Regions from separate parts of the Homo sapiens genome. Here region 2 is linked to region 1. Evidence: chromatin loops called from intact Hi-C (ENCODE). Cell type or tissue: mammary epithelial cell. All regions are shown on one strand.

Evidence for each region. Peaks named below come from ENCODE experiments on the same cell type or tissue, not always from the same donor. Only the 100,000 strongest peaks of a DNase experiment are listed, where the experiment ranks them.
Region 2: a loop joins it to region 1, with 34 times the contacts of the local background. A loop is called at or near these places in 6 of 110 quality-filtered maps.

What each region holds. Positions count from the first base shown.
Region 1 is chr16:81,034,620-81,037,119 of GRCh38, forward strand. It overlaps ATMIN (ATM interactor), which reads left to right and starts at 1,223. Exons shown (of 4, transcript NM_015251.3): 1 at 1,223-1,587. The coding sequence starts at 1,252. It overlaps CENPN-AS1 (CENPN antisense RNA 1), which reads right to left. Exons shown (of 4, transcript XR_007065134.1): 1 at 2,118-2,500; 2 at 136-307. RefSeq lists silencers at 1,043-1,332, 1,543-1,892. In mammary epithelial cell, a CTCF peak has its summit at 1,093 (motif pointing right); a DNase peak (open chromatin) is centred at 1,192; H3K4me3 peaks cover 1,195 bases; H3K27ac peaks cover 1,111 bases.
Region 2 is chr16:80,923,305-80,925,804 of GRCh38, forward strand. No RefSeq gene overlaps it. Among named protein-coding and RNA genes, the nearest start is that of ARLNC1, 32 kb to the left of the region's middle. In mammary epithelial cell, a CTCF peak has its summit at 1,418 (motif pointing right); no DNase peak of the experiment used is centred here.

The DNA of each region.
Region 1 (2,500 bases):
TTGGCAGTTGGAGAAATTATCCTGGATGATTTGAATGGGCCCAATGTCATCACAGGGGGCCTCAAGAATAGAAGAATCAGAGGGATCACTACTGAAGAAATCAGAGTGATGTGATGTGACGAAGACTCAACTCACCGTTACTGATTCTGGAGATGGAGGAAGGGTCCGCAAGCCAAGGAATGTAGGCAACCTCTAGAAGCTGGGAAAGGCAAGTGAACAGATTCTCCCCTGGAGCCTTGGGAAGGAATACAGCCCTGCTGACACCTTGATCTTAGCCCAGCAGTCTCATTTCTTTTGACCTCCAGAGCTGGAAGATAATAAATTTGTGTTAAGGCAGTAAGTTTGTGGTAATTTATTAATAGCAAGAGAAAACGAATATAGCTGCTAGTATGTAAAAGGTGGAAATTTTCACATAAAACTCTAGCCATACCAAAGATGAGTAGCAGCTGCCCCCTTTTAATAAAGGATGTGTTTCCAATTTCACTGCAGTCCTCACCCCTCCCTTTTGTCTACCCCAGCCTCCTATGTCCATTTACATGAACTACCCAGTCTAAGTATTAAGTTTTGTAATCGTATACTGAACTGCAGTGTCTCCCAAACAGTAATCCTAATTTCAGCAGCTAAAATAGAAGCAAGCAAATCCAGCCTTCTTAAAATGATTAATCCTATCAATAATAACAATCTTTTCATTTGTATAGTGTGGTCTAGGTCAAGTTACTTAATTTATATAAGCCTAAATGTCCTTCTCTGCACAAGGTGGGGCAAGTTACAGTACATACCCGCTACAGTCGTTTTGAAGACAAAATGAGACACAGCATGAAAAGTGCATCCACCAGACCCACCTGGTACCCAGTAAGGCCTAGGTAATAAACAACGGCGGAAATCAGTGTACTTCTGCCTCACCTGCCACTAGACATTTGGGTTGTTTCTAATCTTTGGGAAGTAAACGCATTGCTCAACGTATTGCTTTTTCTTTTATGTGACTACTGCCTGAAGTCACTTTCCTAGGAAGAATGGATCGATTAGAGAGGCGGGGCAATACCTTTTACCTGCTGGCAGGTGAAATTTCGCCTCCTGGCGGCGTCACCTAAAGTCCTCTCCCTCCAAGGCGCGCCCTCCGCGGCCGGCAGGGGGCGCCGCGGCCGCCTGGGCCCGCCGGATGCTAACAAGCCTGGCGGCCTCGCCCCCTGCCGGAAGTGGCTGCGGCGGGGGCGGGGCCTACGAACTGGGCCGGGCGGCCGTGCGGGAGCCATGGCGGCCTCGGAGGCGGCGGCGGCGGCGGGGTCCGCGGCTCTGGCGGCGGGTGCCCGGGCCGTCCCGGCGGCCACGACAGGAGCCGCCGCCGCCGCCTCGGGCCCGTGGGTGCCCCCGGGACCCCGACTGAGGGGCAGCCGGCCGCGGCCCGCGGGGGCGACGCAGCAGCCCGCTGTCCCCGCGCCGCCGGCGGGGGAGCTGATCCAGCCGTCGGTGAGCGAGCTGTCCCGGGCCGTGCGGACCAACATCCTGTGCACCGTGCGCGGCTGCGGCAAGATCCTGCCCAACAGCCCCGCGCTCAACATGCACCTAGTCAAGAGCCACCGCCTGCAGGTGAGCCCGACGCGGCCGGCGGCCCGGGGGGCCGGGCCTGGCTCCAACAAAGCGCCCGGCGCCGGCGCGCGAAGCCGGCCTCGGGGGGACGAGCGCCCTGCGCGCTGCCGCTGCCGCTGCCCCACCGGCCTCTGCCCTCCCCGGCCGGAGGCGGCTCTCGAACCCTCGCGGCAGGCGCCGCAGGTGCGGCCTCTGGGGGGGAGGAGGAGCTGGGAGCCCCGGGTCCGCCGTACGCGCCAGTTCCCTGGTTCCCTGGCTCCCTGGCCCCGAGTGTCGTGCCGGACGCCGGCCCAGGCTTTTTACACTTTTTTGCCTGTGAGTTCTTAACGGCGTTTTGGCGAGGGACGCATCGTCTCCATTATATTAATGAGAAACAGATTATGCAACCTAGATGATGCGGGGCTTTAAACCGGGGCCTCTGGTTCTAAAGCCCTGTGCTTGCCACGACACCCACAATGCCGCCCTTGGGTCCTGCCCAGTGGACTGTATGTGCCACAATAACTAGAAGAGAGGGTTTTAAATGTTCTCACCACCAAGAGACAATACGTTTGAGGTCGAGGACATGTTAAACACTCTGACTTGATCACTATGCAATGTATATGTCCATCCATGCTGCACACCGCACCCCATCAGTAGGAATAATTACTGTGTGTCGATTATGAATAAAAAAATGTTTTAAAGGAGCGGTAGGTTTGCCTCTAAACACCATCAGTCAGTTTCACGGTGTTGGTAAGATCAGCTCAGGACTGAGACCTAAGGGAAATTGCCCCTGTGGCTCTTCTTTAAGAGGGGGACACAGTAAATACACCATGACAATAGTCTCAACAACCCTCCACGTTATGCAAAACAGGGCAGTCATTTTCAACCTTGGGACACATCTGTGACAAGCTTATTAAAAATCCAGATGTCCAGC
Region 2 (2,500 bases), 110 kb before region 1:
CACACACCTGTAATCCCAGCTACCAGGGAGGCTGAGGCAGGAGAACCACTTGAACGCGGGAGGTGGAGGTTGCAGTGAGCTGAGATTGTGCCACTGCACTCCAGCCTGGGTGACAGAGCAAGATGCCATCAAAAGAAAAAAAAAAAAAAAAGAGCACACTGTGCATTGATTTGAGTGTCAGCTTCATTTTAACTCTATTTCAAACTCAGCCAGGAAGTAGCTGTGTGCCGTTAGGCAAGTTAATTGACCTCTCTGAGCCTGTGTTTCTTCTTCTATAAAACAGAGACAATAAGAAATATCTTACAGGTTGTTGGTATTGATTATCAAAACTGTTATATGCCCAGAATGAAAGATGGTAATTGACAGAGTTGTTTATTCGTTCATGTAACAAATATTCATTGAGGTCCTACTATGATCCAGGCACTGTCCCAGGATCTGGGGATGCAGCAGTGAAGAAAGCAGACACAAATTCCTACCCTCCTAGAGCATGACGTCTGGTGGGAACAGTCAGACAATTAGCAAAAAATCATTTTGTTTTTGTTTTTTTGAGACAGAGTCTTGCTCTGTTGCCCAGGCCTCAGCCTCGTAAGCAGTTGCAAGTACAAGCACTGCCATGCCCGGCTAATTTTTGTATTTTTGGTAGAGACAGGGTTTCTGCAGGTTGGCCACACTGGTCTCAAACTCCTGACCTCAAATGATCCACCCGCCTTGGCCTCCCCAAGTGCTGAGATAACAGGCCCGGCCAATGAACACATTATTTTAAAAGGAGCTAAGTTCTTTGGAGGGGTCTGGAGCCTACCATGGCAGGGAGCTTGCAATTTTAAACAGGTTGGTCAGAGAAGGCCTTGTGGAGAAGATGTTCTTTCAGTAAAGACTTGAAGGAGAGAAGGAGGTGAGCCGTGAAAACCCCTAGGTCAAGAGCAGTTGGGGACAGAAAGTGCAAAGGCCCTAATGGTGGGGCCTTCTGCATGGCTTTGAAGATCAGCAGAGACCACAGGGCCAGAGCAGAGCGAGTGAAAGAAAGATAATTAGCTGTGGGGTCACAGCATAATTATACGGGCTTTATTCATGGAAGTTATAAGCCAAAAGTAAGTCACAGTTGCCCTAAGTCAATTCACCTGGTGGCAGCCAGGGGAATGTGACCAAAAAGTCACTTTCTTAATATTTGCAACATTTTCCACTCAGCTCTTTGCAAGCTTATTTGTGTGATGACATCTTTCCCTAGTTGCCAACCGTAATACAAAGAAACCTTCACAAATACCAATAAAACCCAGACTCCCTGAGGGTGGAAATGAATCTCAATGAATGTCAAGGGAAAGGGCAGCTGGATCTCTAAACTCTGGTTCCCAGAGGTGTCTTCCTTTTGAGATCTGTGACAGCCACCAGCACGCTAGCCGCGAGGGGGCGTTGCTTCCCACCTAACACCCAGCCTTGACGGGCAGGGACCTCTCTTTAATGCCCTAGCACGGTTGGGTCAGGGTGAAGCATGAAATCAAGGCTGCAGATACTAGGAGAGAGCAGAAGGGAACGAAGCCCAGGGACCTTTAGGAGATGTGGTCAACTGGGGCTCCAGGCCAGCCCCAGAATCAGCTTTCAGCTGGCCTGTGTGAACTGGGCACCTTGTAACACTTATTTGTTCATGTAACACATCTCTGCTGGGTGAATATCATGTGTCAGGCACCGTGCTTTGCAATAGGCATGTATCTGGAATAAAATTGGCATACATCTTATACTTCAAAAAGAAATCAGGCCGGGCACAGCAGCTCACATCTGTAGTCCCAGCACTTTGGGAGACCAAGGTGGGCAGATCACCTGAGGTCAGGAGTTCGAGACCAGCCTGGTCAAAATGGTGAAACCCCGTCTCTACTAAAAATACAAAAATTAGCTGGGTGTGGTGGTGCGCACCTGTAATCCCAGCTACTTGGGAGGCTGAGACAGGAGAATCACATGAACCCAACAGGAGGAGGTTGCAGTAAGCTGAGATCGATCGCACCAGTACCCTCCAGCCTGGGCAACAGAGCAAGACTCCATCTCAAAAAAGAAAAAGAATTCTGCCCCACAGAATCCATCATTTAAAAATCCTTGTTTGACAGCACGAAAATTTGGGGAATGTGGTAGGCAGCACTAGGTAAGTAGAACACGCGGCTGTGTCGAGAATGCATTGGCTAAGGGCAGGAGCAGTTTCCTAAACATTTCAATTCCTGGAAGTCGAGATCCAAAAGAACAAGACCAAGAGATTTAAAAAAAAAAAAAAAAAAAAAAAAAAAAACCAGGGTGCTCTTTCTTTCCTATCTCCGATAAAACTTCCAGCATGCTTTTCCCATCTAAGGACCCAACTCACACCCAGATACCTGGGCTGGGGGAGAACGTCTTCCTTCTTCAGGCAGGAGCGGGCTGGGTGGGAACTCATGTCTATGAACCCTCTAGGATGAATAGAACCCAGCAGTCATGCGAATGGCCATGCACGGCACACAGGGGAGGCATCTCCTTCCTTCCACTC